Regions from separate parts of the Homo sapiens genome. Here all the other regions are linked to region 6. The links are chromatin loops, found by intact Hi-C in ENCODE. Cell type or tissue: mammary epithelial cell. All regions are shown on one strand.

The links. Peaks named below come from ENCODE experiments on the same cell type or tissue, not always from the same donor. Only the 100,000 strongest peaks of a DNase experiment are listed, where the experiment ranks them.
Region 1: a loop joins it to region 6, with 9 times the contacts of the local background. A loop is called at or near these places in 4 of 110 quality-filtered maps.
Region 2: a loop joins it to region 6, with 14 times the contacts of the local background. A loop is called at or near these places in 41 of 110 quality-filtered maps.
Region 3: a loop joins it to region 6, with 18 times the contacts of the local background. A loop is called at or near these places in 39 of 110 quality-filtered maps.
Region 4: it touches region 6 in a loop (7-fold over the local background); 5 of 110 quality-filtered maps call a loop at or near these places.
Region 5: it touches region 6 in a loop (17-fold over the local background); 11 of 110 quality-filtered maps call a loop at or near these places.
Region 7: a loop joins it to region 6, with 8 times the contacts of the local background. A loop is called at or near these places in 9 of 110 quality-filtered maps.

The regions. Positions count from the first base shown.
Region 1 is chr14:23,663,588-23,667,587 of GRCh38, forward strand. It overlaps LOC105370407 (a long non-coding RNA gene), which reads left to right. Exons shown (of 3, transcript XR_943607.3): 3 at 734-819. Among named protein-coding and RNA genes, the nearest start is that of DHRS2, 29 kb to the left of the region's middle. In mammary epithelial cell, a CTCF peak has its summit at 2,491 (motif pointing right); no DNase peak of the experiment used is centred here.
Region 2 is chr14:23,928,448-23,932,447 of GRCh38, forward strand. It overlaps LOC105370411 (a long non-coding RNA gene), which reads right to left and starts at 1,567. Exons shown (of 2, transcript XR_943618.2): 1 at 759-1,567. It also overlaps a transcript of LINC00596 not described here. In mammary epithelial cell, a CTCF peak has its summit at 1,505 (motif pointing left); no DNase peak of the experiment used is centred here.
Region 3 is chr14:23,909,172-23,913,171 of GRCh38, forward strand. It overlaps a transcript of LINC00596 not described here. Among named protein-coding and RNA genes, the nearest start is that of LINC00596, 8.2 kb to the left of the region's middle. In mammary epithelial cell, a CTCF peak has its summit at 1,607 (motif pointing left); a DNase peak (open chromatin) is centred at 1,600.
Region 4 is chr14:23,630,284-23,634,283 of GRCh38, forward strand. It overlaps a transcript of DHRS2 not described here. Among named protein-coding and RNA genes, the nearest start is that of DHRS2, 4.1 kb to the right of the region's middle. In mammary epithelial cell, a CTCF peak has its summit at 1,835 (motif pointing right); a DNase peak (open chromatin) is centred at 1,768.
Region 5 is chr14:23,952,198-23,956,197 of GRCh38, forward strand. DHRS4 (dehydrogenase/reductase 4) reads left to right here and starts at 1,573. Exons shown (of 8, transcript NM_021004.4): 1 at 1,573-1,719; 2 at 2,838-3,015. The coding sequence starts at 1,592. DHRS4-AS1 (DHRS4 antisense RNA 1) reads right to left here and starts at 2,915. Exons shown (of 2, transcript NR_023922.2): 1 at 2,551-2,915. RefSeq lists enhancers at 1,095-1,294, 1,905-2,034, 2,085-2,214. In mammary epithelial cell, a CTCF peak has its summit at 2,001 (motif pointing left); DNase peaks (open chromatin) are centred at 1,524 and 1,964; H3K4me3 peaks cover 2,073 bases; H3K27ac peaks cover 1,278 bases.
Region 6 is chr14:23,726,192-23,730,191 of GRCh38, forward strand. LOC105370409 (a long non-coding RNA gene) reads right to left here and starts at 3,551. Exons shown (of 6, transcript XR_007064083.1): 1 at 3,387-3,551. In mammary epithelial cell, CTCF peaks have their summits at 1,554 (motif pointing right) and 3,956; no DNase peak of the experiment used is centred here.
Region 7 is chr14:23,587,484-23,591,483 of GRCh38, forward strand. No RefSeq gene overlaps it. Among named protein-coding and RNA genes, the nearest start is that of JPH4, 11 kb to the left of the region's middle. In mammary epithelial cell, a CTCF peak has its summit at 1,688 (motif pointing right); a DNase peak (open chromatin) is centred at 1,718.

The DNA of each region.
Region 1 (4,000 bases), 63 kb before region 6:
AAGCAATGGAAGAGTCACACAGTGGAGAACCAACTGCAACAATCCCAGGAGCAAAGTGCTATGGGACCACAGAAGAAAGTAGGTTTCAATTTGCTGGAGGGGTATTGATGGGTATAGGGTAGGGATCCAGGAAGCGTTCACCAAAGAGGCAGCAGTGGAGATCTGGGTTTCACAGGATGAGAAGAAGCAGTTCCAGCAGAGACACCACATGAGAAAAGGCACAGGGTGGGCGGGGGGCTTGGGGCTTAGAGCCCTATATCTCCGCTATGGGGCTGGAGAGCAGAATGTGAGGAGAGATGGGCAGGGCCCTCAGGTGGAGACAATGGGCATCAGTTCCCCTCACAGCAGTGCCTTGTCCACTCCTTTCCTGTGGTCACCTCCTTGAGATCCTAACCAGTTTTGCAATGCCGCAGAACTGGGGCAAAATTATGGTAGCCTTTTTGCAAAAATGTCCTAGGGACTTCTATCCACAGCCCTCGTGTCATGTTAGCTGGGGAAGTAGCAGCAACATGTGTTCTTTAGGGCAGGAGTGATTCTATCCTATATGCTTCCAATACTGCAGTCAGTTACCTCGAGACACTACTCCCCCGAAAGAGTCATACAAAGGATTTGTATGCATGTACTGTTTTCTCTACCAATTATATATCTGTCTATAAAATATAGATATGTTTTTCTGTCTAAGCAGGGAAGGATCGATGCAGGGAACTGTGATTAAACTAGACATCTCTGACAGGAAGAAGAGCTGGAAGGACTGACAGGCTCCGGTGGCCACCCTACAACCAGAAGACAGACACCTGACAATGTATTGTCAGATGATGGATTAGCCAAGCCTGGGGAAGAGAGCTGAGTGTACAGCTTCCCTCCCAGTCTCCTGGGTGACAAAACCGCTGGATGACCCCGCCAACAATAATGAGATGAAAATGAAGAACACTGCAGTATAATGAGCATGATAAAATAGAGATGTTGCTAAATAATGGGTCGGCCATGGCTGAGGAGCAGGAGAAAGAGCCAAGCCCAAAGGAGGTGGATAAGGCCTTCCTGTGTGGTCTCCAAGCCTGACCCCCTGATGTGTTGCTGTTGCTCAACCAGGCCATAGATGGTTTTGAGTCCCTAGGGTGGCAAAGATGTCAGAGAGGGACTAGAGGGTGGGCCTAAGTGAAAATCCCCAGCAGGCTCTATCCTGGTCACTGTGGCTCTGACCTCCACCAGGGGAGGGACAAAAGTGTGGTAAGCACACATGCTGATGGTGGTTATGAATTACTGCCTTTAGTAGGAACCTGTTGCCTGCCAATGAGTATCAGCAAATGGTCTGAGTTAACGCATCAAAGTTTTTCAGAACATTGCACCTCTCATCTACATAGTGCAGAGTGGAAGAAGCCTGTTAATTATGCTTTTGTTTGTATTTTTGTTTAGTTGGTAGCTTGGAGTATCTGCCAGCAGAGGCAGCTGCCCCTAGGGAGGGAGGTACCTGGGTGCTACAGGGATGGCTGCCTGTAAAGATTTCTGGCACCAAGCCTCTCTGCAGTTTTTGTTTTTTATTTTTTAAATAATTAAATTAAGACTTATTTTTGAATAAGTAATATCTACATAGAGTACAAAATTTAAAAGGAACAAAAGGGGTGCAGGAAACATACATATCCCTTCTTCTCCCCCTATTCCCAGCCACCCATTTTCCTTCCCTCGAGGCAACCACTGTTACCAGTTTCTTCTGCAGTTTTCCAGAGATATTCTAAGCATAAATAAGTGCATGTACCTCAACCTGCAAGCATACTTACCAGTTTTTTTTTTTAAAAAAACACAAATGTTAACGTACTGTATCAACAAGAGTCCTGACAGAAAACAGATGGCACACATAAAGTGAGTCATTTCAGTAGAGTTTAATAAATGGACTGTTTACCAAGGTGTAGGAAAAGCCCAAAGCCAGCAACAGTTGAGTGAGAGGGCACAGTGACATAGTGTGAGCAACACTGCCAGTTGAGGAGCATTCCAGGGAGGTGTGGGGGCATAATCACCTGTCCTTCCTCTCCTCCCTCTGACCTTTTGCTGCAGCACCTCATGGGCTGCACTCAACCTAAGCCAGAGAACAAGAGTCTATTGATGCAGTTTAAAGAGGTCACTCTGGGGCACGGAACAGGTGGGGAAGGGCCAAGAGTGAATAAGGAGGGCAAATGTGGGCACTCAGCTCATGCACTCAGCTCCTCATCCTGTTCTTTGCTGTTTTCCACTTCACAGTCTATCTGTACATAGAGCCTCATTCTTTCTGCTAGCTTATTCTATTGCATTTCCGTTGTGGAATACCACGCCACATGCAAGAGACTGAATTGTGACCCCCACCCCAATTATATGTTGAAGTCCTAACACCCAATGTTAACTGTATGTAGAGTGAAGAAGTCATTAAAGTTAAATGAGGCCATAAGGGTGATGCCTAGAATAAGGCTTATTAAGAGGAGACACCAGAGCTCTCTATCTGTCATGTGAGGACACAGCCAGAAGATGGCAGTCTGCAAGCCAGGAACTCATCAGAAAACCCAGCAGCAGGAACCCTGATCTTGAACTTCCCAGTCTCCAGAACTGGGAGAAAGAAATGTCTGCTCTTTAACCCACCCAGTTCATGGTATTTTGTTATGGCAGCCTGAGCTAAGACACCACACACACACACACACACACACACACACACACACACACACACACACACGTAATATATCACAAAAATAATAATATATACAACCATATATTCAACTAGTCCCTCACTGATGGTCTTTTAAGATAGTTTCCAATTTTCTGCTATTACAAACAATGCTGCAAGGCAAATCCTTTTACTGCCATTTCACTGGTAAGGATACATACAGAATAAATTCCATAGGAATTTATTTATAGGAAGGGATTGTTGTATCAAAGAATGTATGCTTTAAAAATGTTGATAGATTCAGCTGCAGCACCCTGCATAGAATTTGCACCAATTTGCATGCACATTAGCAATGTATAAGGTTCCCATGCAGTTTTTAAACATCTGGGTTTCGAAGACGTGAATAAACTTATTACAGCATCTTTCCAGCAGTGCCTGTCACCTTACAAGACATAAACTTTTCTTGTTTTTGAAATTATGAGAATACATAATTCTCCTCTTGTTTTCTGTCCTGTCTTTCAGCTTTTTTCAGCAGGGATAAAATTCCTCCACTCCTGAATGAAATTCTTATGGTTTTTCTTTGGGCACAGTTCTGACTCATTTTAAGTCATAAATTAACTGCCTCAGTTAAGATGTTAAGTATCCAGTTTTTCTTTCTGGGCATGAACAAGCCAATTATATATGAAAACATACCTTAGAGACAGTTAGGAAACCCACATATGTACAGGTACCAGGACATGCCAAGGAATCATCATTAATCCCACAACATTGCTGTGGCACGCAGGAAAACATCCTTATTCTATGAAGAGGCAGTCTGAAGTATCCAGAAATGTGAAACACACGTCTTCAATCTACCCCAACACTTCAGCAAAAACAAGATGAAGCAAATATGCAAAACAGTAACAATCATTACATCTAGGTGATGGACACCTTCCTTTATGTTCAACAACTCTCATAATAAAAAACTTAGAAGAGATGTCTAGCCAAGACAATAATCAATACTTCACACTTCATCCATAGGTAAGACTCCTCCCTCTCCTCCCCCTGCTGCTCCCCAGCCAGGGCCAGCAGTGAGAGAGTCTGTGATCTAGGAAGGAGGTTGCAGTGGCTTCTGCTCCTTCTTCATTCAACTCCTCTCCTACCAGGGTTGAAGAGAGATAGTCAGAGGACAGGATGGTACTTACGTGGCTTGCTCTTTGACCTGGCAGATGTCTAAAACAGACTCTTGTAACCCTTGGGTTCGGCAGAGCCCAACACGATCTGTGATGTGGGCAATGGATTCTGTTTCTCCAGCTGCCACCCCCCCACTCCACCACCAGCCCTGATCTGGTGGTCCACAATACACCAACAAATTTTACTCTTCATGTGATCTTC
Region 2 (4,000 bases), 200 kb after region 6:
ATCTGTAAGATGGGAGATTAATAATATCTGTCTACCTCACATTGTTGTAAAAATCAAATGAAAAGATGTATAAGTGTGAGAACTGTTTCCTAAATGTTCGTAACTATTCTGTTAGACCATGTAACTCTTCTCTATTTCAAGTCTAATCTCTTATTGATTCTGGAATAAAGTATTCCTGCATCTTTAGTTATTGATTTAGGACCTTTTCTTTCTTTGGCTTACTCAGGAAGTCTAACTATTCAGAAATTGCAATACTCAGATCTATTCCCCAGATCTGCCCTCCTGAAGTGTTTCATTTCTTAATTTAGTTTCTTTAAATTCTGGATCTATTGCTCAGGTTTCTTTACTGATTTAAGTGCCATTTCTGCTTTGTGCAGTTTAAACATGATTTTCAATGTGTCTTTTGCAATAATCATTACTTTCATTCTTTTTTATTCTGACTTTCACTAGGGAGGATGTAATGTCCACTTGATTTCTTTGAAAAGAGGCTCCAGCCATTTTCTGAATTCTGTGTATGGTTCCCTGTGGTTGTTTCTTTCTTTGGGATTAATTAAAATAAAGTTTTTTGTGTGGGCTCATTGGGTGTTTTTTGAAACTTTTTTAGAAAACCCACATTGATTTTTTTTCAGTTTAGTGCATTCTCCCTTAAGTTACTTCAGTGACTGGTCTTTGCTGTACTGCTGAAAATTCTTTAGTAACATTTTTCAATTAATTTTAAGAGAATTTGCAATTAGGAGTTTGACTGGTTTTCTACTCACTCCAATATTTTCCCGGATAATTTTTTTCTACCATGTCAGGCCTTTCTATCTTCTGATTCAATGGAGTCTGGAAAGAATCCAAAGTCTAATTATGGGATTAGAACAAGAAAGCCAAGTACTTTCAATGGAAAACTGAAAAATGCCTTTTTGTGCTTTGTTGCTGCTGTTAAGGCTCAGGCTGAGTCTAAGAAAAGGGAAGAAAGATTGGAATACTGAAATAAAATCTTACCAAAAACGCTTTAATAACCTTACATATTAGCTGCATTCCTAAAGGCTCTGAACCTTCCAGGCATCTCGCAAGCGGCAAGGGCCGCATTCATTTCTTTGGCTATAAATGAAGGGATGCTAAATTATTTCCAAGGTCACTTTTCCATCTCTGAATTTCTACAACATTAAATAATGTTTAAGCTGCGAGTTCAGGCATGAATTAATGTAACCAGAATTATTCCCACTTCTTGCTACCCTGCCCACAAAATGCACACACACACACCCCCACTTTGATTTCCCGATTTTTAAATTGTTCAAATCAATTGTTATGAAACATAAAATGAAGCCGGGAGAGAGAAAATGAGGGAACCGAATACAAAATTCCTCCCTTCTGGAATCAGGGCAGCCTCTGCACCCCCAGATCTCCTCCAACACATGAGGTACTTAAGAGGAGACCCCTCAAGGCAGCACCCTGCCAAGGCATGGTTGAGTCACCAAATCTCAGCCGTTTGGACTGTGAGGGGAGACCCTGCAGCCCTCTGGTGGACAAAAGTGGCATTACAGCCTTCTCTGCATCCAAAAGGTCACAGCCCATCTGAGATGGAAGCGTGATGGATCTATCTGCAAGCGTGACCTGAAATCCTAACCAAGGGCCAACCTGCCCAGGACAGGCTGGATCTTTGCCTCAGAAATGGTGCTTTTGTCATTTTGAGAAACATTATCCCTGCAGATTTCAGATTTGAAACTCAAGAAGGCTATGGTGGATTTCAAATAGGGTAATGTTAAATGGCCTACATTTTTACTAGTATTGTGGGCACTCCTACCAGAAGAAAAATTTTTTAATTCCATATAATTCAGAATGAAGTTAATCAGAATGAAGTTGTTCCCCACTCCTTTCTTGTGTCCTTCCAGCCCTCAGGATGGTAGCAGCTTCCGCTGCCACTAATATGTGGTTGTTTCACCAGCCCATTTGGCTTCTCAGCCCAGTCCAACGTGTAACCAATTTCCTGTTTTAAATTCCCTCTTTGAAATGCCTACAATGATTTTGTTGTGCTTGGCAATAGGAATATGGCAGTGACCAAGACAGACTTCGTTCCAGATCTTATGGAGCTCATAGTCTAGCTCAGGAAAATAAATATTAAATAAGCACTCATTCAGTTAATAATTATTTCAAAAAGGAAGTACATGAGAATGCATAGCAGAGGAACTTAACCTGGAATAAGGATAAATTTTGTAGTTCCACAGGTGACACTAGAAGCTAGAAACTCTAGGCCAGCAGGACTTTACACAGAGACAGTCCCACAGCTATGATGGAAGCACAGAAAGTTGTGATGTTGCCTCTCCTCCTCCCTGGGTCCAGCAGGGAAGAAAGGAAGGGTTCCTAGCCAAAGGCGGAAGTGGAGGATTTCAGGCAGGATTCAGTGCACAGTAGTGACAGAGAAGCAAGGATGGAGTTCTTCTGACAGCCTGCAGGCACCCAAGAAAACTTGGCTCTGCTAGATCTGGCCAGGAAAGAAACCAAAATCTTGAAGGAATGTGTCATCGCCCTGGCAACCTCCAAGCCACGGGAGTCAGACAATGTCCAGACCAAGCCTGACTCAAAAAATGCTTTCCCAAAGATTTAACCTATAATATCACAATATTTCCCCAGTCTCCTCCTGACCAGCATCATATGATAGGGTACGAGGATGGGAGAACCAGCCTGCTGCTGTGCTCTCTTGTCCCAACAGGTGTCTGCTCCTGTCTTGATGAGCTCAAAACATCCTTATCTTCTCTACCTGTCAATACTGATGAACACCAGATTACTCAACACCCTGATGCGCCATGCCAAATCCTAACAACTCTCAATTTATATCAGATGGGATAGGCATACTTTATTCAGCTTTGCTATTTAGATCAGGGGTCCCCAATCCCTGGGCTACAGACCAGACAAGTCCATGACCTGTTAGGAACCAGGCTGCACAGCAGGAGGTGAGTGGTGGGCGACCAAGGGAAGCTTCATCTGTATTTACAGCCACTCCCCATCACTCGCATTACCGCCTGAGCCCTACCTCCTATCAGATCAGCAGAGGCATTAGATTCTCATAGGTGCATGAACCCTATTGTGAACTTCATATGCAAAGGATCTAGGTTTCACACTCCTTATGAGAATCTAATGCCTGATGATCTGTCACTGTCTCCCATCACCCCGATGGGGCCATCTAGTTGCAGGAAAACAAGCTCAGGGGTCCCACTGATTCTACATCATGGTGAGTTGTACAATTACATATATATATATATATATATATATATATATACATATATATATATATGTATATAATATATAATGTAATAATAATAGAAATAAAGTGCACGATAAATGTAATGAGCTTGAATCATCCCAAAATTATCCACCCGCAAACCCCACAGTCCATGGAAAAACTCTTCTACGAAACCAGTCCCTGGTGCCAAAAGATTGGGGACTGCTGATTTAGATCACTGTTTACAAGATCTAAAGTTTTTTGAACAGAGAACTTCTACTCCCTTACCACAGAGGGAAGTCATTACTCGCCGTCCTGCCTTACAGAGTCCCCGATAAGGAATGAGGGAGAGAGCAAAGTTTCAAGTCTTCTCTCTCCAAGTTCACTGCCTATTCTAAGTTAATATTAGATGACCTTAGAATGCCTAAACAATTATAACTCCACATATTACCCCCCACAGGGCCTTGGTCTGTCCTTTGAACTCCAATTACATTTAGTGTACACTGTCAAACTCATGACTCAAGAAGTCATTATGGGTTAGTTGCAGCAACTGAGGCAGGCCAAGAAAAGGAGGGAGCTCTGATGTTGCTTGAGACCCTTGGATGAGGGCCCAGAGCAGCCCTTCTCAATCTGGGCTACATGAGCAAACTAAGCCCTAATGCCCAAAGGCATCTATTTTATGTAATGAATTAACTTATATTTCTCGTTCTTCTAGAATGGAACTAATTATGTCACATCCTAGAGAAACTGAGAAGACAGTCACTCAAATAATGTTCTGTAGACCTTAATTCTTTC
Region 3 (4,000 bases), 180 kb after region 6:
TGCCTCAGCCAATCCTGCAGAGAGTTCCGAAGATGGGGTGGCCATCAGAGCTCTCCTGAGTTGGGGTGTAAGAGCTGGGCTCTATACCACTCATTAGTCAATCCTGGATGTGGGCTACTGGGAAGGGGCATGACCCTGGGCATGATGGCTCTCTTCAGTTTAGGAAATCACAGAGGAGGTTGATGGGTGAGGGCTCTCTGCCAGCAGCACTGCCAGCAGCTGGGATAATAAATCCTCTAACCCTGAAGGGCGATTGGGTAGCAAATATCAGCAACCACCACAAAACCCAAGTTACTGAAAATAGACATACCTGTTATATACACCCTTAGGTACTGTGTGTCAATATAAAAATGTGCCTGGGGATTGTGTGCTCTGTCCTCTGCTCATTTTCCTGTACCTGGGAATCCCGAATTTCAGAGTATCTCTGACATCTGGGAGCCTATGCCCTCACAGGTGGCAGAATCCATTACAATAATCTCTTTATGGATCACTCATGTGGCTGTTGGCGGGAGGCCTCAGTTCCTCAACACACAGCACTCTCCTTGGGTTGGCTTGAGTGTCCTCACAACATGGTAGCTGGCTTCCCCCAGGACAAGGGGTTGGAGAGAACAAGACAGGAAGCCTCAACACCACTTACATCCTAGTCTCAGACATCATAAATCATCACTCCTGCCACATTCTATGCTTTAAATGTGAGTCACTAAGTCCGTCCTGCACTTAAGGTGAGGGGAGTGGGTTCCACCTTTTGAAAGAAGTCATATCAAATAGTTGTGGACATATTTTTAAAACACTATCTATAGAGAGAAAGATATTCTCCAAATCAACAGTGATAGATACTTCTGAGGCAGGGTGTAGATGGGAGGAGTAAAGTAAAAGGAGGCTTTTGTTTTTTCTCTGTTTTTTATAAGAAGAATTTACTTTTGTAAATAAAAAATAAGAATATTCTTGATTGTTGAAAACATGGCAACCAGTGAAACTGGGTGGGAAAAGAGATGCTTATCTATGGAGCAGATTGTGATTTACTGTTCTCCTCTACCATGGTTTATCCTGCCTGACCCCATCCAACTAAACACAAAAGAATGAGAAACTAAATGATCATTACCAGCAGCTTCTCCGAGGAGTCATCATTTTCCTAGCACGTGAACAAGGAGTCTGATGACTGCACTATATTGAGATGTGAAAGGTTGGGGAAAAACATTAGAGCCATTAGTCTGTTCCTGCATCCCTATCCTTCATCCACAATTTCATTTAATGCAGAAATTATCTTATTAGCTTTGATGGCTTGATCACAGGCTCTGGCTGGGGCACAGACATCCCAGGAATATCCAAGAGGGCAGAGCTACTCGGTGGGAGATTCTACACCCTCGTGGCCCCTTCCATCCAGGCCCTTGGGTGCACTCCCTCTCCTGAATCCCACATAGACTGCCATTCTCCGACATCTAGGGCCAGCCCAAGTATCTCCAGGCAGGTAGGGAACGCTGTGGGAGGATCTGTCAATGTCCAGGCAGAGAAATCACACAGTTGCTGGATAGGAGCTGTCTGTCTCCTGGGATTTTTTTTCCCTCCTGGGAGTCAAGATGTCTCCACCCTATCTGGGCCTTTGCTGGCCCCTTCAGGCAAGGGAAGGAACTTCAGCTTTGTCCGCAATCACAGAGCTCATTCCCATCTCCCCAGGCTCCCACACCTCCTTCACCTGGTCCTTTGCATTAGAAAGACAGAGTCCCCAGATGCTAAACTATATGGAGGAAACCTGGCCTGTCAGAGCAACAATAGGAACAAATAAGACCTTCTCCCCTGCCTATAGGAAAGTACTCTGTAAATGTGGGCTATCCCTGTCAATTTACAGATCAAGAACCATCCTGTGAGCCTCGAAGGCATTGCGAGAGATACCCAAAGCTCAACCACTAGCTATCCCCAGTCTCTATTTGTCTTGCATTTGTCATTTGTTTATGACTCTCTCCCTTTTGAAGGAGATCACACTGAAGAATTCCCGGTCTTGGAGACATTTCTGGATTGGGCAAGGCTGCTTCCACAAATTGGGCCTACTGTCGGTGTGGGCCAGACTGCAGACAAGAGGCAGCCACTCTAGAGAGTGTAGGCAGTCACAGTGTCACTCCAATTCCATCTGCTACCCCTGCAGGACTTAAGAGGAAAATCTCCCTCTGACCCCGTTCCCTATCATAATACACCCTATCTCTAGACACCCTGCTTTTCTGAGAATGTTCACCAGGGTCAAGGTCTGGGGTCAACAAAGCTCAAGGGTCTACCCTACTTTAGGAATGAGAGTATCACCTCAGCGGCTTCCGTAGAAGTAGCTCCACACATAGGCCCTGATGTTTGCTTTCAGCAATCAGGTGGTGAGGATTTTCCCAGCATCTCCCTGGTCAGACCACAGATATGATTAAAGATGAGTTAACAAAGGGCAGACTGACGCCTTCGAGCTAAGGATTAGCTTTGCACAAAATCGTAACAATCATCTAAAGGGTCATCCTTCCCCCAGCTGCCTAAGCCCTTTATTCAAGAAAAAGCATGGCCCATGTGAGAAAGGGCTTAACATGTTTAGGCTGCTATACTGGGGATGCCTTATAATCCCATACAGGAAGTGGATGACTTCTGCCCAGTGAGCTTTTTCATATAGTATCCAACCTGGAAGTTGTTCCGCTCTCTTCAAGAGCCAACACTACGTATAAATACCTCAGGGCAAAGCAGAAGGAGATAAGCCTTTCCTAGATACTAAGCAATATGCATTTTCACAGAGCGAACAATATACCATCTACAGTAGACCGAATAATGGCCCCAAATATATCCACATTAATCCCCAGAGCTTGCAAATGTTTTCTTATGTGGCGGAAAGGACTTTGCAGGTGTGATTAAGTTGAGGATCTGGAGATGGGGAGATTATCCTGGGCTGAGTGGGCACTAAATGTAATCACAATGTAGTTATAATAAATGTACTTGCAAGAGGGAGAAGAGAAGAGGAGGTGATCTTACCACAGAGGAAAGAAGGTGATGTGATGCAGAGATTGAAGTAACTCAGTTTGAAGATGAGGAAGAGGCCACAGAGAAGGAAAAGAGGTGGCAAGCAGATGTTGAACAATACAATAGATTCTCCCCTAAGATGCTGCAGAAGAGATTGGCCCTTCCCACACCTTGACTTGAGTCCAGTGAGACGATCTTGGTTGGACCTTTGACCTGCAGAACTGTGAGAGAATACACTTGCATTGTTTTAAGCCACTAAGTGTGTGGTAATTTGTTACAGCAGCAACAGGAAAGTAATATACCATCTTTAAACCCACCATTTTGTGTATTTTTAACAGCTTTATTGAGGTGTAACTGACATATTTAAATGAGCTGCACATATTTAAACTGCACAATTTGATAAGTTTTGACATATGTATACATGCGTGAAACAATCATCATAGTCAAGATAGTGAACATATTCATTATCTTCAAAAGTTAACTTACACACCTCGTAATCTGTAACTCTTGGTCCTCCCTGAGCCCTTGCCTTCCAGGTAACAGCTGATCTGTTTTCTGTCACTATAAATTAGTTGCTTTTATGTATAAATAGAGTCATATAGTATGTACTCTTTTTTGTCTGGCTTCTTTTGCGCAGCCTAGTTATCAAGACCCAACCGTGCTGTTGCGTATATCAATATTTCATTCCATTTTGTTGCTAAGTAGTATTCCATTGCTTAGATATATTTTAAGCACTCACCTGTTAGTAGACTTTTGGATTATTTCCATTTTTTGGCTCTTTAAAATAAAGCTGCTACGAACATTCATGTAAAAGTCCTCATATGCTTTCAATTTTCTTTGATAAATACCTATGAATGGAATGGTTGGATTGCATGGTCGATGTGTATTTTACTTTTTAAGAAACTGTCAAACTGTTTTCCAAAATGGTTGTACCATTTTACAGTCCCAGCAGCCACCATATCTTGTTTTTATGTTATTCAAATTATTTTTTTTTCGTTAATTGAAGCTCATCTCCATCCCT
Region 4 (4,000 bases), 96 kb before region 6:
CAGGCTGGGGCTGCCTTGCCTCACTGCCTTGGGTTGGGTCTATAATGACTGGAACTGCCCATCTTCACTCCTGTTCACTTTTTATGTTGATGCTCTTTCTTCCTGCCTCTATGTCTGCAGCTCAGTCTATTTCTTCTTTGATTATCAATACAAAGCTCTTGGGGCTATCAAAGTCCTTTGGACCACCCAAGTCAACCCCTTATTTTACTGTGATACAGATGGAGGCAAGAGGGGAACAGACTTGTCCAAGATCACACAGCTTCTGCTGATATCTCCTTAGTGCTGATGAAAAAGAGTCAAACTGTAAAATATTTGAAGAGATTTATTCTGAGCCAAATGTGAGGACCATGACCCATGACACAGGTCCAGGAGGTCCTGGGAATATATTCCCAAGGTGGTTGGGTTGCAGCTTGATTTTATACATCTTAGGAGAACAGAAGCTACAGGCAGAGACACAAATCAATACATGTAAGGATTACATTGTTTTGGCCCAGAAAGGCAGGACATCTTGAAGTGGGGGCTTCCAGGTCACAGGTAGATTTAAAGATTTTCTGATTGGCAAGTGGTTGAAAGGGTTAAGCTCTGCCTAAAGAGTTGAGGTCAATAGAAAGATATGTTTGTAGTTAAGATAAGGGGAGTTGTGGGAGCCAAGGTTCTTGTTAACGTAGATGAAGCCTCCAGGTAGTAGGCATCATAGATAATAGATTGTAAATATTTTTTATCAGATCCTAAAAGGTGCCAGACTCTTAGTTAAATCTCTCTTGGATCAGGAAAAGACCTGGAAAGAGAAGGGGATTTTCTATAGGATGTAAATTTTCCTCACAAGAGACAGCTTTGCAGGGCCATTTCAAAAAATGTCAAAGAAATGCATTTTGATGTAAAATACTTCAGTTTTTTTCAGGACCTGCTATCTGTCATGTGATGCTATACTAGAGTCAGGTTAGAATTTGGTATCTTATTGCTAAAAGTCTGTTTTTTCAGCCCTAAGATCTCCATTTTACTGTTAATGCTGGTCAGTCATGCCTGAACTCAAAAGGGAGGAGGGTATAATGAGGCATGTCCAACCCTGTATTCCCATCATGGCCTGCACTGGTTTTTTAAGTTGACTTTGGAATGCCCTTTGCCAAGCAGAGGAGTGCTTTCAGTTGGTTGGGGAGCTTAGAATTTTATTTCCTGTTTACATTATTCTCTTTTCTGATTTTCAATATTTCTAACTCTTCCATGTCTCTCATTCTTTCTCCTCTAATCTTTGTTTTCTTCCTCTACCCCCCCCACCCCTTTCCTTTTCCCTTCTCTTCTCTCTTTGGACCAGTGCTGAAGGCCATTCACCTCCAAGATGGGACTAGGTTAAGGGTGTGCCCATTCAGCTTCCCCACCCCCAAATTTGGGCATCTGAATTGATAAGCATGGAAAGGGGTATCAGAGTGGGCAGTGCCAGGCTCAGGGACCATTCTAAGCTCCCAGGACCTGTGGTCAATTCTGCTGCAGCTGACCGAGCTGACTGTTTTGGGGAAAGCATAAGTGAGTGGGGTAGGGTGAACCAGAGGCCTTGGAAGCTGCTCACTCTTCCCATCCTCCCAGGCAAAAGAGGGGCTTTGCATGGGAAGGGGAAGCAGGGGAGACAGAGGAGGCCTGACTTCATCTCTGCAGGTTGTTTACCTGCAACAGTCCAGGCAGAGTTGCCTTTCCTTACAATAGGTCAGCTTTCCTGCAAACCACATTGAGGCAAGTTCAGACAAGCAGGGCTTGGTAAGAACTGTTAGAGGCCAGAAAGGGGACAGCCAGACTTGCTGAGCTAGGAACACATCTCACAGGTGCTGTTACTCTAGCCTTCCAGCAGGGGGCGTCCTGTCCCGACAAAAGGCGAGTCCTCTTTTTCCTGCTGTCCTCCCAGCCAAGGAGACTGGATTCCTCTCAACCTCAAAAGGGGGTTAATCTGAGCTCGCAGCAGAAGGAGAGGAGTTCCCCAGGGGGGGCATAACAATGTTCAGAATCTGGTGTCCTGTTTAGAAAAGGTAGACCAATCAGGAGCTGAAACCCCTTGTCTCCACGTAATGCAAGGCTGTAAATATGACCTTGCAGGAAGGAGAGAGGCGTGAGAGAGTAAGCGAGAGCAACAGCAGGCAGAGTGGAAGCAGCTGGGAGGAAAGAGGGAGGAGGTCTAGGACCTACAAAGATTGTTTTTGGAAATACAATATCAGAAGAGATATAAATCGGAAATCAAGGCTTCCTTCCCAAAGCAAAGCATTTGGTCGCCTGCATTTTGACACTGAGTACAGACTGATATTTAATAGACAGTTTCTTCACAATTCCTGAGCAGCACCCATTCACTTATAATTTATAGATACAGACCCCTAACTCGAAGGAACTGAGTTATGCAAGAGTTGCTAAGGAACAAGGGGAGATGCAGTAGGTAAGGCAGGGGTTGCTTAGTAACCAGGAGTCCCTTGGTGATGGAGTGGCCAGAGCATGTCTGGAACTGATGAGGGTCTGTAGACAGAGTCATCCCAGGCCAGAGCCTCCTGCAAGTTCACATCTGTCGGCCCCTTGGCCCAGAGCTGCCAGAGCCTGCCTCTCTTCACCTTCCTGGCACTGTCCTGTCCCACATGAAAAGCACACTGCTAAGTCCCTGAGTGCCCTGCTAACTAACCCCTTGCTGGAACCACTCCTTCCCTCCCTCTCTCAACAGGAAGCTCATCAGATTCTTCCATTAGAGTAGGGAATGGCAGGCCAATGGGAATCCCACATAGGGGAAGGCAGGAGCCTCTGGGCTAACATGAATGTGGAGCTGGGAAATTAGGATTTGGGTGAAAGAGGGTCTCCTAGACAAGCATCCCTGGCATTTTCCAGTTCATGGTGATATATCTTCATACCTGAGTCTCCCATGCCAGATCCTCTCCCTGCCTTCACATCTGCGCATAGCTACAGAGGCACACCGTTCCCTTCTGAAGGGCCTCCTGAGGGCACAGGTCTCCACACAGCAGCCTGGATGTCTGTGGCTGGTTTAACTGGCTCAGCTCCACGGACATCCCTTCAGAGAGCTTCAATCAGCACCGGCCTGCTGGAGTCATTCAGAACTGCAGTCTGCTTTCTCAGGCATGAGCCCCCCATTCTCTGTATTCCAGGCACATAGGCATCCCTGCTCTCTCCCAAACACCCTGGACATCCACACCCTCCATTCTTCCTCTCAGCCTGTTCCCCTTGACAGGAGGATCTATCCTGTTGCTGCCCCTGTCAAAATCCTCCTCAGTCTTGCAGGTCCTATCTACCTGCAACTTTCCCAGCCTGATTAGCTCACCAGCCTTATTGAGCACTCCTGTGTTTCAAGCCCTGGGCCCCAAGAGGGAGGAGTGGAGCCTGTGTTCAAGGAACTCACATGACACTCATTACTGATCCTCTGCTTCCTGGCTAGGATACTCCATGAAAGCCCTCTGTGAACTGAATGTTTAAAATCAGAAAGTTTTGCTTATTTAAAGCAAAGCCCTTTGCATAGAACAACTTTGAGAAAGTATCTGAGATGCTGGCAAATTTTCTTCTGAGAAGGGAATTGGAGGATTTAATTTTTGAATTAAGTTTTAAGCTGCTTGAATTTTAAAATTTACCATGAGCAGGTAATCTTTACTTTTAAACTTTTAAATTGTGAATTATAACACATACGTAAAAAGTATACACATACATAGGTGATATAATATATCTTCATGGACATCATGTAGGCATCACTTGCTTATCAAATACAACATTGCCAGCACGCTAGAAGCTCTTTAGTTTGCCCCTTCTTTTTTTTTTTTTTTTTTTTTTTTTTGAGACGGAGTCTCCCTCTGTCACCCAGGATGGAGTGCAGTGGTGCAATCTTGGCTCACTGCAACCTCCAACTCCTGGGTTCAAGCGACTCTCCTGCCTCAGTCTCCCAAGTAGCTGGGACTATAGGCATGCGCCACCACACCTGGCTAATTTTTGTATTTTTAGTAGAGATGAGGTTTCACCATGTTGGCTAGGCTGG
Region 5 (4,000 bases), 230 kb after region 6:
CAGCTGTAACTTCTTGGCTGAGGAAAACACTAGAATTCCAGTGCAGGCCGTTCTATTACTTGCTCACCATACACCCCCTTTTGAATGTTGAAACCCTTTTTCAGCTGCTCAGCTTACCTGCACATATACTAAATGAATCTTGAGCAAACATGAATTCTATTCAAAAGTCATGCCTAGAACTGGATTTCACAAACCAGGATTCTTTCCCCTTTAATTGTAGGGACTGGCATAAGGCTGCCAAACTGGTGATTTCACCAATAACACATCTCTAAACCTACCCATCTGCTTTCATCATCTTTTCTAAAAGAAAACACTAACACACACACACACACACAAAAAGAAGCAAACGTATACTCCACAATAAAGGACTGTTAAATAAGCTTAGCTTTATGAAACTCACTGTAATTGTTTCCTTTTCTCATTTTGCCTTGAACTAGTGAAAACGCTGCCATGAACCAGCACTGCTTCTCAGTCTGGCTTTGGAGGCCAGTGGGTTAAACCAATTCAGATGCTTGCATTTGGGTCTGTTGGGGCCTTTCTACACTGTACCATAAGCCATCCAGATTTCTTCATTCTCCCGGAAACCCAGGAGGGAGATCATTTCAGCCCACTTGGCAGAAGTGCAGACTGAAGTCTTGGACACAGAATTTATAGCTGGCAAGGACTTTATTCATCATCCATACCCTCAGTAATTTACAGATGAAGAGTCTGGCCCAGGGCACCAATAATAATCACTACATGGTGGCAGTAACTACTATGTGCTTAGTAGCTTACAGTTCATAAAGAGATTTTGCATTCAACAAATATTTATTGAACTAAGATGGCGGCTAAGACCTGGGGACAGAGTGGTTAGGGAGAACTTGAGTGCCCCGAGTTCTTTGCATTTCCACCACTGCTTGAGGGACTGTCCAGCCTCCTCGCTACCACTTAGCCCCTGTAAAGGAGGAAGTCCCTTTGTCAACGGACATGAGAATGCTGTTTGGCCAATGACCATAGTCTGCCCTCCAGGGCCCGTGAAGATGGAAGAGACCTTGGGCAGAGTGAAGGGCAGTGCCAGGCCTGGCGCAGCTACTCCCTATCACGTCTCTCTCCCAGGCTCTTCCAGCCTCACCTGGTGGACTCCATGGCGACCACAGGCCTCACCTCCATGGGCAGTCTCAAAACATTTGCCCTCCTGTGGGCTGTCACACACATAGACCCAGACTTTCTTGGAGAAGGAATTCTGAAGAAGCAAAAGCAACCAACTCAAAACCCCCACTTCCCAGAGAAGAAAAGGTGGGCAAGCAGATGCAGAAAGGCAGCAGCCAAAGCCTGCGGGTTCCTGCAAGGGCCAGGGGAGGGGCGAGCCCTACAGGCAACTTGAACGGAGAGCTCACCCGCCAGCCCGGAAAGGCAAGCCCCAGTCAGGCGGAAGGTAGATGGTGGAGGGGCGCCGCGGCGGATGGAGGTGCCCAGGGCCACAGACCGCTCACAGCGGTACCGGGGCGGGGAGCAGGGCGGGCAGGGAATCGGCCCGCCCTTCGTCCTGCCCCTCGCCCTACTCTGTCACCGCCCCTGGGAAGAGTGGAACCCATACTTGCTGGTCTGATCCATGCACAAGGCGGGGCTGCTAGGCCTCTGTGCCCGGGCTTGGAATTCGGTGCGGATGGCCAGCTCCGGGATGACCCGCCGGGACCCGCTCGCAAATAAGGTGGCCCTGGTAACGGCCTCCACCGACGGGTGAGTGCTCCGGCCGGAGTTTCTGAGGCCCTGGCTGCCTGGAAACAGGCACTGGCCTCTCATCCTCGGCCTCCGGTGCCCCTGTCCTCAGACCTTACACGCTGCCAAAGTCTGGCCCTGGAAAAAAGGTAGCCACGTGGTCCGCCTGAAGCCACTCCGAATCCCCTAGCCCTGGACCCTCCCTTGCCAGCCCTCCTGTCCCTGCTACCTCTGGCACAACTGTGCCACCTCTGTGCAGCCCTATCGATCTAGTCTCCCCAGTGTTCTGGGCTGCCCCAGTCAACCAGCGCCACCTAGCGTCTGGGAAGACCAGAAACTGGAAATCCAAGGAAATCTGGATTTCAAAATACTATCCCACGGCCTCCAGCACTTTGAAAATGTACCAGACATTCTATTTGGGCACCGGAAAGTCCCCCGGAACCCCTCCCCCTTACCTAGATGGGACACCAGAGCCATATGTCGAGATTTTTGTTTAGGTCGGTACATCTGGGCCGACCTTGCCCAGCCTGTTTCTCACCCACCATTCTTGTCTATCCTGGTCCTCATTTCTACAGGACTTTGCTAGATGCCAGCTCTTCACAAAACTAAAATACAAATGTAGGTAAAATGCTAATAGCTGACAAATGCAAAATGTGTAACTCTTCCTCCCAAGGCAATATTTACATTTTTGACCGGAGACCATCTTTTCACATGCACCCCAAAAAATAACTAAGGATAGAATTTTGAGAATGATGTAGACGAGTAAGAAAGAAACCTGGGGGCAGGGCTGTTCTGAGTGAGACCCTCAAATCACGGAAGTGGCTGCTGCTGCAAACCCAGCTCATTTCTCACCTCTCAGTCCCAAGAGGGGATGAAGCCTGTCACCCATGGTGGGAACTGTAGAAAGTGATGTCAGTTCTTGGGAACTGAGGCTGTGGTCCAGGTCATAATAAAAACAAGTAAAGGAATGCCAAAAATGGCCATGCCATTAAGCCTGTTTTACACATAGTAGGCACACGTAGGGGTTATATAGAGAAAGAGCCAGAATTCAAACCCGGGCAGTCTTAACTTCAGAGCTCATACTGTCGACCTCTTCCCCTGCACAGGCCTTAGCAGTCTTTGTCTCTTTCTGCTCACAGGATCGGCTTCGCCATCGCCCGGCGTTTGGCCCAGGACGGGGCCCATGTGGTCGTCAGCAGCCGGAAGCAGCAGAATGTGGACCAGGCGGTGGCCACGCTGCAGGGGGAGGGGCTGAGCGTGACGGGCACCGTGTGCCATGTGGGGAAGGCGGAGGACCGGGAGCGGCTGGTGGCCACGGTGAGCTGCAGGGAAATGGGCACAGAGCCAGGAGGTGGAAAACGGAGCCAGCCTGAGCCTCCTTCCCTGCTTTCCTAGACAGCAGCACATTTTTACTGTGTGCCTTTCTATTATGTCCATATACTAACGTCAGAGAATCATCCCATCTCAGTCAGAGAATTTTAAAACATTCTAATGCTTCAACCCTGCATCATCCCTTGAGTACCCCAAAGAAACAGCTGGTACTGGTTCTGCAGTAATTTTCAATCTAATTGAACAGATGTGAAGGGTAAATACAATCACAAAATACATGTTCCCACCCATGAGTTAATAAACATTCCCCTCTTCTTCAGCTTATAGAGTCAAGTCCCTGGGAACCTCAGGAAGCAGCCCACCATGTTTCAGCCACTTACTATGTGCCATTTCCTGTGTTCAGAGCCTTACACAGGTTATCTCTAGACCTGACAACAACCCAAGCAAGGCAAGGACTATTCTCTCAGTCTGCAGACCCTGGCTCAGATAGCTGGAGCAACTTCCCAAGGTCCCACAGCCAGTAAGGAAAGACCCAGACCTCCCAGGCTCCCTTCCTTTATTGGCTGCCTGTGGACTACCGGGTACTGGACTTTAGTCTCAAAGAAAGTATATAAGTCGATGTCAGAATTAGTAGTGGACACCAGCCTTGCAGCTGCTGAAGCAAATATGAAGCATTCACAAAGGAAGCTCCTCTTCCCTTGAGGCTCACGGCATACACTTTATTTCCCAGAGTGGAAGGGAGAATCTACCCAAAAATGGAAAGTACAGGATTCTGCTAACAGATTGGAAGGTTGGCAGAAATAATTTGCATAATCTTAGAAGAGGAGGATCTTAAGCAATAGTAGACAGTAGTATGGTAGACAGAATAGGGTAATTCCATTTTTAAGGAACTGTCTGGCAAATGCTCAAATGTGCATTGGAAAGAGCCAAATATGAGTCCAAGAAAGTCACAAATGTGAGTCCAAAAAAGCTT
Region 6 (4,000 bases):
CTTTTTCCTCCATGACTCAGCGGTCACATAGAGAGCAGCAGCGCAGACCCTCAGTGCCTCCCCTCAGTCTGGTCCGTGGGACTCCAGGTGAGCAGAGGTGCCGGCTGAACGGACAGGCCCCCTTCCCCTCCTCTTTCTGACTTCAAATCCCAAGCAGGAACGCAAAGGCCCTGGCCCTGCTGCTGAGCCAACCTTTGCCCCATATGGAGAAGATGGGGTGAGGGCTCCATGGGAGCTGGGGAGACTTTGCCTTGCTCTCTGCTACCCCGAGGCAACACTGGGGGATGGGGCCCAGGAAGTGGAATATCCCAAGGAGAGCAGGGTGGAGTGTGCCCTGGATGCCAGGCTCTCATGTCACTTCCTAAACCACGTCTCCAGGCTTCTTGGGCCCCACAGGATGTGACCAACACAGTGAAGGGGAACATTTGGAAAGAATGTGGCGGGCGGACTCCACACCCAGAGGGGAGCCCCAATCACCTCTGACGTGCTCTGTCGTCTGAGAAACGCAGGCCAGTGGTAGCTGCAAGGATGGGACAAGGCCATGTGGTATAGCCATGAGACCTTAACCTTTCCAGAGAGGCCAAAAGAAGCTCCTTCAGTCCCTCCCCTGCTGGGGTCTCTCATGGCGGAGCTACTCTCCACCTTTTGCCATTCGTCTGGGCTTGTTTGAGTCCAAGTCAGCAACTAGTTACTGCTCCTGCTCCGAAGTGAGATTTGCAACCCAGGCCACTCTCAGTGCATTTTCCTCCTGTGGGAGTGGCCGTCCCCAGGTGGCAGCCTCACACTGATGGCTCCATGTTCCCAGGTCCTGTTCTCCAGAATTCCAGATGCTGATTGGCCCTGCCTGGGTGCTAGTTCCTAGGAGTCCTGGGGCATCTGAGCAGGGGAGCTTGTGTCGGACCTTCTCAGCTCTAACTTCCCCAAAGAAGTCACTTCTTCCCAGAGACCCTGGCACTGTCCCTACTTTCCCTTCTTTCCTCTTCCTCAGTTCTGCCTCCTCGTCACTTGGAAGCTCATTTTCTGGAAGCAAATAGCTTCTTAATTAGGTACATCTTCCACTTGTCATGCCTGTCCGCTTCTAACAGGGGAAGGCCTGTGGTGCTGATTGCCTCTGCTGCTGTCTGTGCACCTCAAACAGTTAGTGGGGAGTTTGGGGATAGGGCAGTGGAGTGGTTGCCAGGATGAGGGAGGTAAATATTGATCCCGCATGATAGTAAAATCCAAGTGCACAACACTGGATGCCTGTCCTGCCCACATTTAAAACTGCACTTATTGCCATTATCTCATTTAGTTCCTAAAGCCCCAGGGCTGCCATGTGTGGTTGTATAGGTTGTTCACTGCACAAGGTCGCCTAGTCTAGAAACAAGTAGGAGCTGAAATCCAGTCCATGCTCTGCTTGACAAGACATGTACCCTGGCTTGGGGCTACATTCACCCGAAGAACAGGGTGGCTTTACTATTTGCTCTCACAAAGTCAGGCACTAGTGGGGCTGCATAAGCTCAGAAGAAAGTTTTTTTAAAAAATTTACACCAGGGGGCACTATAGGCTATCAGTGTCCCTGCATGACATTCCTATGACTGTCACAGAGCAGGCCTGATAAACTCCCTGTGGCAGAGGAGGAGATTGAGACATGGAGATGATAAGTGACTTGCCCAAGGGCGACCAGTCATGGTAGAGCAGGAATCTGGTCATGGGTCTCTTTAGTGCATTTCCCTGGCTCTGCACCCTAAGCAATTCTCTCTGGGCTAAGCATGGGTGAACACAGCCTCTGCCTTCCTGACTTTTCTTTAAGCCCAGGCTTCATTCCGCTCCTGCTCAGATTTTGTTCACTGGTAATTTCCTGGAGTGGAGTGGGAGAAACATGTGAGTGCAGGTGTGAGTGCTGGTGTGAGTGCAGGTGTAAGTGCAGGCATAGTCATCCTCCATAGCCTTGGGGGTCTAGCAAGAGCCCCTCTCCTCCAGCGCAGTGCACCTTATCCATTTCATTTCCTTCTTAGATGCTGGAGGCCTATACCACCAGCAAAACTGCACTGCTGGGACTCACCAAGCCCTTGGCTATAGAGCTGGCACCAAAGGGTATCCAGGTGCCCCGCCTGTTGCCAGGAATCATCAAGAACTGACTTTAACCACATGATGAGGGTTCAGCAGCTCCCAGTTGCCCCCACCAACCACTTTGTTGGTTTCCCCAGTCTGGCCATGGCTTTGTGAGACCAGCAGCCTCTCACTTCCTGTATCTGCACCAGGGCTGTCCTCTCTGGGAGCAGTCGAGGGACTGCAGACCCAGCACTGAGCAGGGCCATCTGCCCACAAGGGCATGAGTCTGCCATGGCAGCCTCTCTGGCCCTTCACAGTTCTATTTAGCACTGAGCCTCTGAATTTTTTCAGGTTGAAGATAATCTGGCTCTGCAAAACTCCTTTAAAAACCCCTGTGGATAGCAGAGACAGGTAGTCTTCTCCAGGGGAGACAGGGCTCTCGGACTGTATCCTCACCTATCAGCCCGTCCTCTCACAGAGTCTGGGGATGCACAGCCCATGAGGTGGGATCTGGAGGGCATGAGGGGCCCCACCATATCTCTCTATGGAGCCCAGGCCTCTGATGGGCCAGGGAGGTGGGATTCAGGGCTGGAGGTGGTGCTGGGCCCTATGTTCAGAGCAGCAGGACCAGCGATCAGAGTTCATTAGAGCATAGGCTGAGGCCTCAGTTCTGTTCTCTTTCCATGCAGGGGTTAAGAGGACTGTGCAGGAACCATGTCCTTCCTGCACTCTACAGATGCCAGCTACGTCACTGGGAAGAGCATCCTGGTGGCCGGCTTCTCCCAGAGGCTCTGCAGGCTGTGACTCTGGGTATAGATACTGCACTTTACCCTGGGGACCAGATAGTGATTGGATAGGAGGATGAATGAAAGCCAGGCCCTCGGGGGTGTCATAAGTAGCAGGGGCCAGTTTGCACATAGAATTCTAAGACAGACCCAGTGTAGGGCATGACTGGGGATGGGACAGAGTTGCTTCTTGAGATTTACAGAGCATGAATCTATGGGTTTTTGTGTGTTTTTCTTGGCAGCAAACTTGTTTTGAAACTCCTAACCTGGCCTCCTGGTGTGGTTGGCAAATACAAGTAGCTTCTTTGCCTACAAACACCATCACTGTCTCAGTGGCCTGTTTCCTCACCACTGCCCCCATCCTTAGGAGCTCCTTCCTCTGTGTTTGTCCCAGGATTCAAGCATCTTGAGAACCTAGAAAAGAGAAGCCTTTGCCTGAGGAGTTAAGGATGTGGATCATTAAAAGTGGTGCCAAAATGCCCAGGAGTGCAGCCAACAGCCCACCCCTAGGAGGCCAATGACTCTAAGAGGAGATTCACTCAGTTTTCTCCCTCCCCATTTTCTCACCTGGGAGCCCTGGAAATGATCCTGGATTAGGAATGGAAGATCTGCTAAGAAAGAATTCCTCCTCTGCCACCGTCTTTATCTCCCTGGGCTTCTGTTTCCCTGGCTATTAACTGAGGAGTTGGACTGATAGCCCCACGTCCTCCCCTCTGGCTTTCTGTGAGATGCCACTCAGTGTTTCCCAACACTCTGGCCTCCAGGTCACAATGGTCTCCGTGGTTCCGGCTCTCCGCAGTGGCATGTGCCACTCTGAATGCTGTCACCATTGCAAGGTGATGTCCCCTCTCATGTGGTAGCAAACTTAACCTATCAGGGAGCAAAGAAGCTGAAGAAATCTGGGGCCTTCAAGGGGCATTGCTCAGACCTCAAGCTTCACCCCACACAAAGTGTGCTGTGACACTCCAGTCCTTGTCTCCACCTTCTCCAAGCTCACACCATTAGCTCTGCTGTCTTCTTGTCTATGCTGTGCCATGTCCCCTGTCCCCTGCCTGGCCCAGCCTCCCTGGACCCTCACCTGTCTACCCCAATGGCTATTAAACTGTCACTTCCATCTACCCCTGCAGTTCCACTTCTGTCCACTCTAAGCAGTGGCCTGCCTGTGTACTCCCCAGAGAAAG
Region 7 (4,000 bases), 140 kb before region 6:
GAACTCCTGACCTCAGGTGATCCACCCGCCTCGGCCTCCAAAAGTGCTGGGATTACAGGTGTGAGCCACCTTGCCCAGACTAATTTTTGTATTTTTAGTAGAGACAGGGTTTCGCCATGTTGACCAGGCTGGTTACAAACTCCTAACCTCAAGTGATCTGCCCACCTCAGCCTCCCAAAGTGCTGGGATTACAGGTGTGAGCCAGGCACATTGTAAGCATTTTCCATGTCATTAAAACATCCTTGATTTTTAAATGGCTATATAATATTCCAGTGTTTGGATGCACAATAATTTGTTTATTTTAGCATAGCACTTTTACATTTTTTTCTATTAAAAATTAACAAGTGACCAGGTGTGGTGGCTCACACCTGTAATCCCAGCACTTTGGGAGGCCGAGGCAGGCAGATCACCTGAGGTCGGGAATTCCAGACCAGCTTGACCAGCATGGAGAAACCCCATCTCTACTAAAAAAATACAAAATTAGCCAGGAGTGGTGGCACATGCCTGTAGTCCCAGCTACTCGGGAGGCTGAGGCAGGAGAATCACTTGAACCTGGGAGGTGGAGGTTGCAGTGAGCCAAGATTGTGCCATTGCACTCCAGCCTGGCAATGAGAACAAAACTCAGTTTCAAAAAAAAAAAAAAAAATTAACATGTTCGTATACAAATCTTTGTATCTCTGATGCTTTCTTTCTTTTTTTTGAGGGGTCTCACTCTGTCACCCAGGCTGGAGTGCAGTGGCATGATTATATTTCACTGCAGCCTCATCCTCCCAGGATCAAGTAGCTGGGACCACAGGTGTGCACCACGATGCCTGGCTAATTTTTTGTATTTTTTTTTGTAGAGACAGGGTTTTGCCATGTTGCCCAGGCTGGTCTCGAACTCCTGAGCTCAAGCAATCCTCCTGCCTCGACCTCCCAAAGTGTTGGGATTACAGGCATGAGCCGCCACGCCCGGCCTCTGATACTTTCTTTAAAAAGTTTTATAAAAAAAAGTTTTATCATGGAACATTTCAAACATGTACCAAAGTAAACAGAATAGAATAAAGAACCCCCATGTATCTATCACCCAGCTGCAGTAATTCTCACTCTTGTCCAATCTTGTTTTCTCCTCCCTCATTTATTTCAAATTCCAGGTATCATGTTATATCAGTCTATTGATTTCTTCAGGCTGGATTCTTAACATAAGGATCTCTGAGTCACAGGATAGAAACATTTTTAAAGATTTTGGCTTTATTTTACCAGCATCTCTGCTAGAAAGTTTGTACAAATTTACACCCTCACCAATTGTTCATGAAAGTGCTTGTCTTATTGCACCCTGACCTGCATTGATCTTTAGTTGTAACACACACACACACACACATACGCACAGAGATACACAGATACACAGACAGACACACATTTTTGCCAACTTGATAGGTGAAAAGTGTTTTATACAGTATACATTTGTTTGATTGATTGCTAGGCTTATATTAAGTAGGCATCTGGTGACTCCAGTGGAGCAAATCCTCCTGAAGGTGCCCTAAACATGCTGGCACCTCCTGGGGACCTCAGCTGAGGCCTGTGGGGGTGGAGGTGGGAGGGTACAGCTTTTCATCTGTGCTGGGACCTGGGAGCTTCCCCCTGCCCTTAGAGCGGGGAGGAGCTTGAAAAGATTTTCCTCCTCATCTCCCGGCAGCCACCAGGGGTCAGGATGGGGCCAGAGATGCTGCTGGTGGGAGAGGGTGAAGATGGCCAGCTGCCAGACACTGCATTTCCTCTGTCTGGCCACTGCTGGCTGGTTGCACAGCTCCCCTCTGCTTATCAGATCATGATTCCAGAATGTTCTTCATGGCTGGCCTTCGCTGTCTGACTGTCCCCGCCTCTCACTGCTCCCAGGTTTGGCTTGCTGAAAAGGGAACCTGCTTGACAGATACCACCCTGGACATATAATGGTTTTGCTTTGTTTCTCTACACATCTCTGTGAGACTGGGTTCACTATGGCACAGGGATTTTTAACCTGAGATCCATGAACTGAAAGACCCAAGGACAGGCCTTAGGGACTGTAAACCCTCTGAAATTGGGCAAATGGGGTATACATCTCCTTTTTCCCCGTCTGGGGAGAGAACAATAGCTTTGTGAGATTCATGGCCCCCAAAGTCCAGCATCTTCCGGTACCCCTCCTCCCTCCTTAGCCCATTTGCTTCCTATGATGGCTGCAAAGAGAGAAACTTGCTGTTGGAAACAGGGGGCCTTGGGAGTCAGGCTAAGGGATTGGACCTTCCTCCTCACCCAATGAAACTGAGAGAAGAACCTGCATTTTCCCTGGGGTGGGATGCACTGGTAAAGGGGAAGTGGGCAATACTGTCAACCCCTGGGGCAACCATCGGGGCTGTACTGGATCTAGGTACACAGTGAGGTACCCTGCCTCATACTGATGTGCACATGCTTGTGTGCTGTTAATGACTGGGTCCAGGGAGCAGAGGATGAGGGAAGAAGGCTGATCTCAAGCTAGTGGTCTTGCAGCCTATATCTCTGAGCCCTGGGCAGTGGCATGAGCAAGATGCCCAAAATGTAGCAAGCAGCCAGGTTACTTTCTGCTGGGGTACTGCTTATTTTGCTTATTTTAGTCTTAATAAAGCAAAGTAAAGTCTTATTTTGCTACAACTTGATCTAAGTATTAACTCTTGTGCAAGTGTGGGTGGGATGTGCGGTTAGGACTCACGAGACTCTCAGAGCAATGCAGCCTTGCTCTACAGCAAAAAGAGGAGCTGGGGGCTTGGCGAGGCTGAGGGTCAAGGCCAGAGTTGTCCAGGACATCAGATATGCGGAAAAAACCTGAGCATTACTAAATCCCATACTAGTGCTTCATTTTATCTCACAGTAATGATTTATATTTGTACATAAACTAAGGCTGGGCACAGTGGCTCATTCCTGTCATCCCACACTTTGGGAGATGAAGGTGGAAGGATTGCTCGAGGCCAGGAATTTGAGACCAGCCTGGGCAACATAGTGAGATCCCATCTCTACAAAAAATTTGAGAAAACACTTGCGCTAGGTGTTTGAGACCAGCCTTGGGAACATGGCAAAACCCCATCTCTACAAAAAAACCCCAAAACTAGCTGGATGTAGTGGTGCATAGCTGAGGTCCCAGCTACTTGGTAGGCTGAGGTGGGAGGATTGCTTGATTCTGGGAGGCAGAGGTTGCAGTGAGCTGAGATGCGCCATTGCACTCTAGTGAGACTTTGTCTCAAAAAAAAAAAAAAAAAAAAACCAAAACCAAAAAAATTAAAAAAGCTAGCCAGGTGTGGTGGTGTGCCCCTGTAGTCCCAGCTACTCCAGAGGCTGAGGTGGGAGGATCACTTAAGCCCCATACTTTGAGGTTGCTCTTTCTCCAAAAAAAAAAAAAAAAAGGCAGGGCAGTGGCTCATGCCTGTAATCCCAGCACTTTGGGAAGCCGAGGTGGACAGATTACCTGAGGTCAAGAGTTCGAGACCAGCCTGGCCAACATGGTGAAACCCCATCTCTGCTAAAAATACAAAATTAGCCAGGCTAAGGCATGGCGGTGCATGCCTGTAATCCCAGCTACTTGGGAGGCTGAGGCTGTGTTTTAGTAGAGGCCATGTTGGCCAGGCTGGTCTCGAACTGCCAACCTCAGGTGATCTGCCCACCTGGGCTTCCCAAAGTGCTAGGATTACAGGCATGAGCCACTGTGCCCGGCCTACTTGGAGCTATTTTGAAATACATAATAGATTATTATAAACTATAGTCACTTTACTGATCTATCAAACACTAGGTTTTATTTCTTCTATCAAACCGTATATTCTTCTATTAAACCATATATTCATCCCCCCACCCCCTTCCTGGCCTCTGGTTACCACAAATCTACTCTCTATGTTCATGAGATCCACATTTTTAGCTTCCACATATAAGTTAGAACATTTTAAACAATTTCCCACCTCAGGTCCAAAAAAGTTAGAACATGTGATATTAATGTTTTTGTGGCTGGCTCATTTCACTTAAC